Regions from separate parts of the Mus musculus genome. Here region 1 is linked to region 2. The links are chromatin contacts, found by Hi-C or POLR2A ChIA-PET in ENCODE. All regions are on one chromosome and are shown on one strand. Each heading gives the region's core, a stretch centred on a gene start or an enhancer-like site at or near the end of the contact. The rest is flanking DNA. Distances are from core to core; before and after follow the strand shown. Region 1 holds the start of Ankrd12 (ankyrin repeat domain 12). Region 2 holds the start of Twsg1 (twisted gastrulation BMP signaling modulator 1).

Region 1 (5,995 bases), core at 3,217-5,716, 130 kb after region 2:
CAGGCTAGCCTATAATTTAGAGATCCACCTGCTTCTGCCTCTTGAGTGTTGTGATTAAAGACATGAGGCGCCACCACCACTTGGTTGATTATCAATATTTTTTATGTTCAAGGTGACACGTGCTCTGATAATCTAGGCAACATTATAATATCAATTTATTAATTTTCAATATCAAATGAAAACACTAAATTAAACTTTACCTAAAAAAAAAAAAAAAAAAACAACAATACTAGAGAGGTAGAGACAGATGGATCTCTGTGAGTTCAAGGCCTGCCTGATCTGCACAGTGAGTTCCAGGTCAGCCAGGGCTGTATAAGATAACTCTCTCTCAAAAGAAAAGAAGAGAAAACAGAGAAGAAAAGAAGAGAAAAGAAGAGGAGGAGAAAAGACATGACAGATAGACAAATATAAATTTAAGACTTATCTGTTTATTTATGCAGAGTCTCACTCTAACCCAGGTCTGACATTTAATTCAAGCTGTGGATAGGCTGGCTTAGAATCCTTCTATCTCAGCCTCCTAGATGCTGGTATTATAGGCATAAGCCACCACAGCACTTCTATGTATTTTAGAACCACTAGATGACCAAAAATATGAACTATTCAAAACTGAGTTTATAAAGAAAATTTATTTCCTTCTACTGCATGTCTAAAAATCAGTGAGAGACAAATTAACATCACTACTATGATACTTTCACTATTGCTTTTAAAAGCCATTGTCTGCAAAGGAAACAAATTATGCATGCATGAGCATATAACAAGAATGTTTTCAAATGCTGTGTGGAGCAACTTTATACTCTCCAGGAGAAATCGGAGGGCTAGAGCAATATTTAGAGTGTTCATAAGCAGCTTTACTAAGATTAGAACTAAGTGGGGACCGGGAAAAACTGTATCTACACGGAATTATAATCTCCAAAATAGCAGGTGTACAAAATAATAACGCCAGGGCTAAGGAAAAACCTAGGGACTGAAACATCTTGTTACACCTCAAGGACTACACTTTCTTTAAAAGCGGCAGCATCACGCCTATCTGTATGAAGGCTCCCAGTGTACAACGTTCTTTCTATAGCGCTCTCATTTTACGTTATACAAGAAAATCATTATCATTATTGGTGATGGTGGTGACGGCCCTGGCCAGGCCTCACACATGGAAGTGGGCCGTCTACAGCCCCAGGGGATGATTCTTTGTACATAAAGAATGCAAGGTTCTGAATGTTACATGGTTTGTCAAAACAAGAACAAGACCAGAAAGTAATGAAGAACTTAAATCCAGACCTTCTCAGTTCTAGTTCCAGGTCTTCTTCCTTCTGCTTCACACAACTACTCCCAAATAAAGAACGGAGCATCTCACAGTAAGAAGCTTCTAGACAAATCAGCAAGGCAGACAACTCTCTCTCAGTCACGGCCAAGTTTTACCTTTTCATCTGAAAAGTGAGTGACGTGGACCACAAAGTGTGAGGCTGCGGCTAGGTCTACGGCTAACTCTCCAATGTGCCCTGTACATGACACAAGCTGCTAACAAATATGTCTTGTTAGCAACAATGCTGGAGCAACCTCCTGCAAATGTAAAGGAAGCGCTACCCAAATGATGCTACTCCAATAACCTTACATGTGCTGAAAGTGCTTTGATCTTACAACAACAGAAATGACTCATCTCACTAACCATTCTCTTTTCAGACTGAAATTAATGTTATTAACAAAACCCAGAAGTAGTCCAGCAGGCCGGTAATCTGAGCTACTCGGGAGGCTGAGACAGGAAGGATGGAAAGTGTGTGTGTCTACTCAATTTAGCAAGACCCATTCTGGAAACACTAAAAGGGCATGGGTGTTGGTTTTGTTCCCAGCAACCACATCAGGTGGCTCACAAGCACCTGTAACTCCAGCTCTGGGGATCAACACCTCCATCCTCTGCAGACACCCTGCACTCCTGTACACACCCACACAGACACATAATTAAAAATAAGCCTTTAAGGGGCTCAAGAGATGGCTCAGCAGTTAAGAGCACTGGTTGGTATTGCAGAAGACTCAGGCTCTATTCCCAGCACCCACATGGCAACTCACAACTGTCTGTAATTGCAGTTTCAGGGCTTCTGAAACCCTCACACAGGCATATGTGCAGGCAAGACACCAAGGAACACAGAATAAAAAATAAATTATGTATTTTTTTAAAGCCTTTAAAATGGGGGTTTGGGGGCTGGGGATGTAATTCAGTGGCTTGTCATAATAACATAAAACAACAACAAGCCTGGTTCATGCAATGGCGGGGATGAAATTCAGGGTTTCCCTTCCAAGTTACACTTCCACAACTCTGTAATCTGGATAAAAAGCAGCTTCTTTCCCACATATTCCACTGTCACCAGATAAAGTCCAACCAGTGTTTTGTTTTTTTTTTTCCTGGATATTAAAGAGCCAATACCGAAACTGCAGAACATCTTCAGCACCCGAGTTCTTTCAGTGTTGCTCTGTTAACTCTTCTTCCAATTCACTTCATAGGGTGCACACCCAGACATCACCAACTGTCTCAGAGGCCCTTAGTCCATAGATGATGTTAACAATTGTAAAACACACAAACTGTAACAAATTGAGAACAGCTTCCAACTTTCAATTCTAATATTCCTTCCACAAATACACTTAAACCCCTGGTTTCATTTCCAGAGAACTTTGCCAGTCTCTAAAACAGAACACATACGTTGAACAACTAGGTTTGTCCTGGGCCAAGCTGTCTTGGAGAGTGTTAGAAATTCGATTAGTACTTCTATCGACTATAACAGATTCTTAAGTAGTAAATAAAGCCTTTCTCTCTGCATCTATAAACCCAGGGAGAAGCATTACATACTTTTATACGTTTTTTGCTTTTAATCCAAATGAAAGCGCTCTCAGGAGGTTAACTGAAGGAGGTCAAGATGGCTCAGCGCATAAAGGTTCGAACCACCAAGCCTAAGAGCCTGCCTGGAGCCCACACAGGGAAAGGTGAGAACCCCAACTCCTAGGAAGTTGTCATCTGCCCTCCACATTCACCATGTAAACAAAATATATTAAAATATTAAATGTCAAACTGAAACGTTTTAAAGGGAACTACAACAATGTCTTCATTGTCACATTGGTGATTCTAATTTTTGCTTTTAAACCATTTGGCATCAAGAGAGCACATTTTGGCAGTTCTGAGTTAATCTCCAGGAAAGCCTTTGTGTAACGCTTTAAGAAAATGAAAAAAAGATCAGTAAGCAAGATTTTTAAAGGCCTACTTGGGCATATGTTTTTAATGAACAGATGACTTACTGGGATAGTTCATCTTTCTTTATAATTGACTCAGGCCATTTTAAAATAAGAAGAAACACATGGCTGAGAATGCAGGTTCGTCTCAACCACAGAATTAACGATAATCCCTGAGCGTCACTGATCGCCGGATTTGCAACATACTTCGCCCCAGTTCAAGGGGTGTCCAGCGGAAATTACAGTCCCTACAACCACACTGCTTCAAATGTTTCCGACGTACTCAACTAGTGCAATACTGTTCATTTCCATCCTCAACTATTCTCGCTGTAATTATTAAAACAGCTGTCAGCTGGGCTTCGGTGACCTCTTTGTACAGCGTTTTTATTCAACGCCGTGGATCCTGAAGGATGCGTCATCTCCATCTTACTCTCCAAAAACCAGATCTAAGATTCCAATACGCTCTAAGGGTCTCTGAACATCATTCCAATCGGAACTGGCACAAACTAGACCTGATCGCTCAACGCGGCAAGGGCAGGTCGCACTGGCATTTAGGACAGAACTGGCTCCGGCGAGCCGCAGCTCTTTCGCTTTCACGCACCTCTCCCGGGACCATCGCGCCTCCTACGCCCCGGCCCGCACCGAGTCTCCGACAACCGCGCACGCAGCGCCGCTGGCACCGGGAGCGCGCGGCGGCACGGCGCGCCCCCGCGATGCCGTCCGTCCCGGTGCGCTGGCGGCGCCCTCCCGGCCGCGCCATGTTCCGGTAAGCGGCGGCCAAGGCGCTCGCGCTAGCCGCCGCCCGAGCGTCGCCCAGCGGCGGCCCCACCTGCGCCGCGACCCGTCAGGATGCCGGGCGGGGCGGCCACCAACGGCCTGTCACGGTCCGGCCGGCCGCGCCGCGGGCTGGGCTGGGCCGAGTGGCGCGTAGCACACGGCTGGGCGCGGCTGGCAGAGGCGCAACCCCCCTACCTGGCTCCGGGGAGGAGACGGGGCACCGGGCTGAGGGTCTCCTCCCTGGTACCCGGGACAGACTCGAAACCGCGCCCTCCTTCCTCCCCTCTGGTCGCCACGCCCCCCTGGCCCGCACAGACCCGAGGCTCAGCGGGCGCAGAAGGGTTCACCCCCTGAACGAGGACCTCCGGGTGGCCGCCGCTGCCGGTGTCTCCGTCGCCGCTGCAACAGCCCCTGATGCCGCCGGGGCCAGGCTTAAAAACATCTCCGGTCTTGGTCGGTCTCTCACCACAGCCTCCTTGCTCCTGGACAGCGTTCTCCGCGATTGGCTGCGGCGCGAGCACGTGACCCGGGCGGACACGTGACTCCTGCAGGCACGGGACGGGCGGCGTGACCGCCGTGCCCCGCCCCCGACGCGCCCGTCCCTGGGCTCCCCGGAGGAGCGGAGCGCGCGGCGGCGGGTGGCGTTCTTGGGGAGCGAAGCGGAGCGGGTGGAGGGGGCCGGAAGTCCTGGAGCCGCGTGGGAGTCGGAGCAGCCCTCGAGCCGTCGGCCGGGGAGCTCCTCACGCGCAGTCACCACCACCGGAGATGTGCAAAAGGCGGCATGGGTGCTGGCGCCCGGCGGAGGAAACGCACATATTTTTGCAGGGTTTGAGTTGGGACGGCAAAACCAGCCGGAAACCGGGAGGGTTTTGTTAGCGGTGGTCGTGCGGGCGGGAGGGCACCGCAGCACTGTGGGGCAGGTCCGGGTTGCGTGACTGAGCCGCTTCGTGCGGCGCGGGCCGAGGGATGTCCCAGCCAGACGCACTCTGTTCCCAAAGCACGGCTCTAAGCACTGCTTGCAAAGAACGCATCGGTAAGCTCAGTTCTAGCCATGCGATCCTGTGACCTTTCTGAGCAGAAATTTCACCAAATTTGTTCCTGTGGTACTAAGTCTCATAGGGCGTGTGAGGAAATTTTACCATCGCAGCAGCTTGTCCTCAGACTTCCTTCTGAATACTTTAATCTACAGCGGTTAGCCTGCAACCGTTGTGCTTTAACCACCCTAAGAAGTTACATACTCCACAGGAAACCATCTTCTCCCTCTTCGTTAACTGTGGCCTCCTTCAGTATCCGTTAGTATCTTAATGATTTTAAGACAGTCCTATCAATAATAAGCTGTAAATTCTGATGTGAGTTTTGGGCTTGACAGGGACATAAACCTTCATTAAAAAAAAAAATCAGGATAGATTGTCTTCCATTGTTCTCAGCTATAAAAAACTTTCAGTATGAACAGTCTTCTAGAGAAATCTGTGTATGTGTGAACTGGGGACTGAAGCTCTGCCCTTGCTCATGCCAACCAAGTACCCAACAGTGGTGTATAGTGAGAGCTATATTTCTGGTGAAAACTTAACTTTAAAGACCTACCTTAGACCCTAAATCATAAGCACTCACAACCAGTTAGTCTTTTTATATAGGCAGAGCTGGAGAGATGGCTCTGGGGTTAAAAGCACTGTTTGAAGACCTAGATTCAGTTGTTCCCAACACCCACAAGACCACTCAAAACCTTATGTAACTTCAGTTCCTGGGTGTCCACTGCTCTCTTCTGGATTTGGTGCACACCACGAGCACAGGCAAAACACTAATCCACATAATATAAATCAAATCTAGCTTAAAAAAAAAAAAAGACAGTCTCATTAATTAGTTCTGTCTGGTGTGGACTTCCATACATAGAACCGGCTGACTTCAAACTCTCAAGAGATCACCTGCCTCTGCCTCCTGAGTGCCTACCTCTATAATGAGGTCCCTGTAGGGTCACTGACTTTGATAAATCCTGAAGCAATCTGATTAT
Region 2 (5,805 bases), core at 2,284-4,783:
TGTGTGTGTGTGTGTGTGTGTGTGTAAAATGTATATTTGCCTTATACATACATACATACATACATATTGGCATATATATTTATGCAATTCTAAAAATTTCAAAATGTGAAACACTTTGGCCATAAACATTTCACACATATTCAGCCTGTACGCATAGCTGATAAATTTCGTGGGGCCATGGTCAGCACCTAGAATGGAGGACACAAAAGACATGGCCCCCTCAAAGAGAAGAAAGACTGCTGGAGGGATGGGGAGAGAGAAGCTACATAATTTATCTGTCACTGTCACAACATCATGGAGAATAGTAACCAGGATGCTGAGTGAAAGAGTCATGGGCTTAGCAGCCAGAAACAGGTCAGAACAGGTCAAACCCACAACCATTTCCCAGCTACAGGAACGTCACCAAATGACCGTCACTTTTCATCTCAGCAAAACGACAGGTAATTACATGGGTTTGCCTCGCTTCCATTGGAAAGGATCATTTTTCACATACTTGGGAGAAGAGTCTATAGTCCTGGCCAACAATCTGCCTGCAACATGAGTGAGCCTGAACCGGAACCACCCAGCCACACTGCCTCCCAGACTTGAGTCCCTGAGAAGCTTCACGAGATAATGTATTTTGGCTGTAGTTGCTAGGTTTTGATATAATCTGTTACACAGCAACCGGAAAATAATACGTTATATGTAATAATCTATCTATTAACTGACAGGCTAAAAGTCTTCTAAATATAGTTATTAAGACTCTGTCATCTAAGCTAGATTGTAGACAGTAGTACACTCATCACCCATAACAGCTTATACAGCAGACTAGCATACTGCAGATTGAACTTCTTGAACCAATTTTGGTCGGATGGAAGATAGCCATAAAGATAAAAAACAAAGTTCGGTACCGCCGACCCTGGCCCACTGCTCAGACGGTGTGTGTACCTGCTTTGATATATCCCTATAGTATCTACCTGCACACAGTATGTTTCAGTATTAACGAAGGTACCTTGAATCCTTACCTGAATGAGGCATTTGCTCACATCGCTGGCACAGAGTGCTTTGTTACAGCTCTGGGACACGGGGAGACACAGCAGGAACGTCAGGGAGGCTAGAGCTAGCACAATATAGTGTGACTTCATGGTTCTTCAAAGAAGTCACTCAGTAGCTTCCAAGAAGCTAGAAAAACAAAGCAACGAGAAACTTTAATTCAAAGGCAAGTGGTAGGTTACAAACTAAGACGAAACCAAACAAAAAAACATGGAATATAAGTCAAGAGTCACTTGCTTGTGTCCAACCCCCTGAGGGATCATTTGAGGAACATTCTCAAAGATCACTTAAACATTCAAACATTCAGGCTTGGGTGGCCATCTTTAAAGAATGAACCGCAAACTACTCAGACATGGAGATGATTAAAATCCTAGTTAACACTGCTGAGGTCCCAGCCATCCGAAAGGATCCAACTGTAGCGCTACAACTCAAGTTTCAACATCATATTCAATTTAAAATAATTTATGTAAGAACTAATAATACTGCCAGGTGTGGTGGTGCAGGCCTTTTTAAATTCCGGTACTCAGGAGGCAGGGACTCAGGAGGCAGGGATTCAGGAGGCAGGGACTCAGGAGGCATGTTCAAGGCCAGCCCCACCCACACCGGGGCTGGAGAGATGGTTTTAGTGGTTAGGAGTATGTTACTGCAGTTTCAGAAGACTTGAGTTTGGTTCCCAGCACCTATCTGGGACAGCTCGAAATCACCTGTAACTTTAGCTTCGGGGGGAGGGGCGCTGAACCCTATGACTTCCTGGGGCACCTGAACACGGAACACACGCTCACACACACATAATTAAAAACAATAAAAATACATCTTTAAAGCTATTACTTCTGCGTTACGTTAAAGCACCCTGTAGGTGCTCACACGTGCAGCTGGAGATGAAATCCAGGGCCTCGCGTGTGTGAGGCAAGGTTTCTACCATGAACTACACCTTCAGCTCCAATGTTCAAAATCTGAGCATCAAAGCAAAACTGTGAAGGAAAATTATTCTGGTGATTATCTCACTTTGTTGGTAAAGGACTTGGGGGAGAGGCGCAGGAACCACAACCATTCTTAACTGCATTAAGAATTGTAGGTAAATGGGAAGATATTCTGTTAGTACGGTAGATTCTTCTGTTCTTAAGAAGTATCACAGTACAGAAAGAAAACAGAGGGGCACCAGCACAAATTCTCACAGGGGTTATAAGTGGGGGCTGGCAAGATAGCTAGGTGGCTAACAACACTTGCCTGACATGCCTGAAAGCCTAAGTTCTACTTGGGAGGCAGAGGTTGGCGGATTTCTGAGTTCGAGGCCAGCCTGGTCTACAGAGTGAGTTCCAGGACATCCAGGGCTACACAGAGAAACCCTGCCTCGAAAAACCAGGAAAAAAAAAAAAAAAAAAAAGGAAGAGAATTGCCTCCCTCCAAAGTTGTCCTTTGGCATACACACCATGGCGCAGGTGCACAGGTATGCTTGTGTGCGCATAAACACGCTCGCGCACCCACTAAAATTTTAAAGATATAATTTCTTAAGGCTAAAACACAAATTCCCAACAAAATCAATTAAATAATAGCTGGGCCTGATGAGACACGCCTGTGATCCCAGCATTTGGCAAGCAAGGCAGGAGGATAATGAACTGCAGGCCAGCTTTACTTCCAAGTTAGATAAATTAACGATAAAAATAAGGGGCTAGAGAGATGGCTCAATGTCTTAAGAGCACTTGCTACTCTTGTAGAGGACCCGAGTTCGGTTCCCAGCACCCACACTGGCAGGGCACAAGGGTCAGCAAGCCCAGCTCTGGGGCATCCAATGCCCTCTTCTGGCCCCTATAGCAGTGCCAAGACGAAAAGTGTGCATACGCATACAGACGCATGCATTTTATTTTAAAGGAGTCAAAATAAATCCCCTCAAAACAATAAAATACAATTTTGATGTAGGGCCGGTTAGAAAGTGGACCCTGCTGGTTACAAAACTAGGAGATGGCGCTACACCACAGGCTCTGCATGGGGTATGACTCCGTTCTGAAACAGAAAGTCCAGAGCTCCTGCCCGCCGGCGGGGAACCGTTAGTAATCCCATTTTCTCGCCCGCTCCCTGCGGACCCAGCCGGCTCCCTGGGCATCCTGCCCACAGCCGGTGCGGCCCCGTCGCCGCTGCCGGCCGCGGGGACCCACAGACACCCCCGGCTGCCCCGAGCGTCTTCCCGCCGTCCTCCGGGAATCCAGGTGACCGCGGGGGAGGAGCGCGACACCCCACACCAGCGCCCGGACCCGAGGTTCCGAAGGCGGTGGCACCGCGGCCCTTTGTCCCCGCCGTTCGGGCCTCTCGGCGCCCGCATCCCCGCCGAGCGCCGCGGCCTGGCTTCCTAGATGCCGCCCGCCCGCGCGCCCGAGCTCGCTCACCGTGGCCCCGGCCTCCTCCCGGCCGCCGAGCCTCCAAGCAGCTCCCGCGAACCCCGGCGCCGCGGACACACAGGCCCGCGCTGTCCCCGGCCGCTCCCAGGCCCGCGCCGGGCTGCAGGCCACGCCCCCTGGAGCCCGGGCTGGGCACGCCCTCGGCCACGCCCCCAGGTGTGTGCGCTCCGGCCTCTCGCGGAGCCGGGCCCCGCCCATCAGCCGTCTGGTCTGCTGCCACCTGTTGGGCGGCTTACCTCTGCTGCCAGCCGCTGTGCCCTGCGGTTCGGTTCAGCAGCTCTGCCACAAAGCTGATTTGTCCTCCTTACTGGATATAAGAATGAGGCACAGGGCAGATGAATAGAACAGGACTGATACTTGACGTGCGAGGCAAGGTTCATTTTAAATACGTGTTTAAGCACCTAGGGATCACTGGATACGGATCTGTCCCACACTTCAGTCACTAATTCATAAAAATGTTAAGCCTGGCACTGCCAAAAAGGAGAGAAGGCAGCAGTGAATCCTGCTCAGGAATGTCACTAGGTATGGGAGGGAGACCAACTGGAAGAAGCCTCAGTTGGAACGGAGGTCAGGTCAGTATTGGCTTGACCAGTCATTGAGTCTTGAACTTTAGGAAGATGGGGCTTATCCCACCAGTAGCCCACAAATAAAGTACATTTAGGTCTTTACCATAACCATTGCTTTTCCAGCAATATTCCACAGCCATTGAGTTGGAGCCCACATGGCCAGTTCACTTTGGGAGCAATGGCCTAGTGTCAAACCCTTTCTTAACCTAGGAAGTGTCTTAAACTCTCCTTGGTTTACTGGGAGGCAGCAGCCTAGAAAAAATTGGCTGAGATGGATAGTAATAAATTACTAGCTAATGTGGGTCATAGTGCTGGTATTAATACATTTTGTAAAGTAAGCATAGGTTTTCTTTAAAAATCGGGGGCTGAGTAGATGGATCAGTTAGTAAAAGACCAGGGTTCAGATTCATATGCCCATATGTTCATATGTCAGGCACAGGGGTTGATATATGAAACCCAGCCCTAGAAGGAGGTAGACATAGGAGGATTTCTGGGTTCACTAAAGCTCCAGGTGCCATGAGAAACCCTGTTTAGGAAAATCAAAAGTAAGAAAGCCACCCAAGGTGGTGGTTCAGCTCATAAGGACATCTGTCACCAAACCTGATGACCTTATATTTAGCTGCCACCAAGCCTTATAGTCAAGCCTCAAGATCCACAAGGTGGAAGTAGAGAGCCAATTCTTGCAAGTCATCTTCTGATCTCCACATGTGTGCCACAGAAGGAGTGCAAACACACACACACACACATGCAAGTACACACATACACACACACGCACATATATACACGTGTGTGCACACACATGTGCACAAGTGCACATACACACGCTTGGGTGCGCGTGCATATACATACATACATGTGTACACACTATTTTAAATATAGGATGACATAAGAGTATGTTATACACCAGCCATGCACATATGCACACACTAATAGGTGCATATACATCCCACACATTAAATGAAGCTCCCCTGAAAACTACCCTAAGAAAACAAGGGTCTACACCTATTAAATTTTACGGATCTTATTCTCAGCATTATTTATGAGTTACAGAGATTACGATCCACTACATCAGTGGGCTAGTCCAACCATTTAAAATGCTATTGTAGATCACTGACTCCCAAACCTCTTGTTCACAGGATTCTATACTGTTGAAAACATGGAGTGTTTCAAAGAGGTTATGTGTATCGTTTCAATATTTGAAATTAAATTTTTTTAGTTAAAATTGCTCATTATTTCATTAAACCCAGTACATAGTTACATAGATAACATTTATTTTAATAAGTGCATTTAAAAAAATAAAACTGTGATGGATTAAACACTATCCCCGTAGGCTTGTGTGTTTGAACATATCCCCAGTCAGTGGCACTGTTTGTAAAGACTGAGGGGTGGGAGATACTCCACTGGGGGCTGACTTTGAAGTTTGATAAACTGGACCCCGTTCTCTGTCTGCTTCCCATGTAGGGAACTATGTGATTTGTCAGCTTACCCACCCTGAAGGGACGCCAAGGGACTTGGGTTTCAGGAGCCCTGGATCAAACACTCCTCGTCATCCTGGAGCTCCATCCATGCTGGTGGCTCTGTAAGGAGCCCCTATTTGTGCCCAATACCCACCGCAGTGGGCTGGACCATGTGGCTTGTAAGGATGCTCAGCCACTGTTGATGCGAACTCTGTTTTGTTTCTCTCTCGTTTCCTCCCTGTCCTGTGAGGTCTCCTGAGTCTTTCTACTCCATGTTGGATCCTCAGAACAACAGGCTGGACGGACGGACGGACATACTGCGACAAAGGACTAATGCTGCGCCTAAACAAGGGAGAT

The links. A loop is a pair of places that touch in the nucleus more often than their neighbours do. ChIA-PET counts read pairs that join two places held with the same protein, here RNA polymerase II (POLR2A).
Region 1: a map of heart shows a loop between it and region 2 (1.9-fold over the local background). The contact joins the promoter of Ankrd12 here to the promoter of Twsg1 in region 2. A Hi-C loop is called at or near these places in 1 of 37 maps with a recorded cell type or tissue (heart). POLR2A ChIA-PET finds 5 or more read pairs at or near these places in 3 of 5 experiments (Patski and embryonic stem cell).

The regions. Positions count from the first base shown.
Region 1 is chr17:66,072,580-66,078,574 of GRCm38, forward strand. Ankrd12 (ankyrin repeat domain 12) reads right to left here and starts at 4,467. Exons shown (of 13, transcript NM_001025572.1): 1 at 4,305-4,467.
Region 2 is chr17:65,947,654-65,953,458 of GRCm38, forward strand. Twsg1 (twisted gastrulation BMP signaling modulator 1) reads right to left here and starts at 3,534. Exons shown (of 5, transcript NM_023053.3): 1 at 3,414-3,534; 2 at 1,005-1,161. The coding sequence starts at 1,124.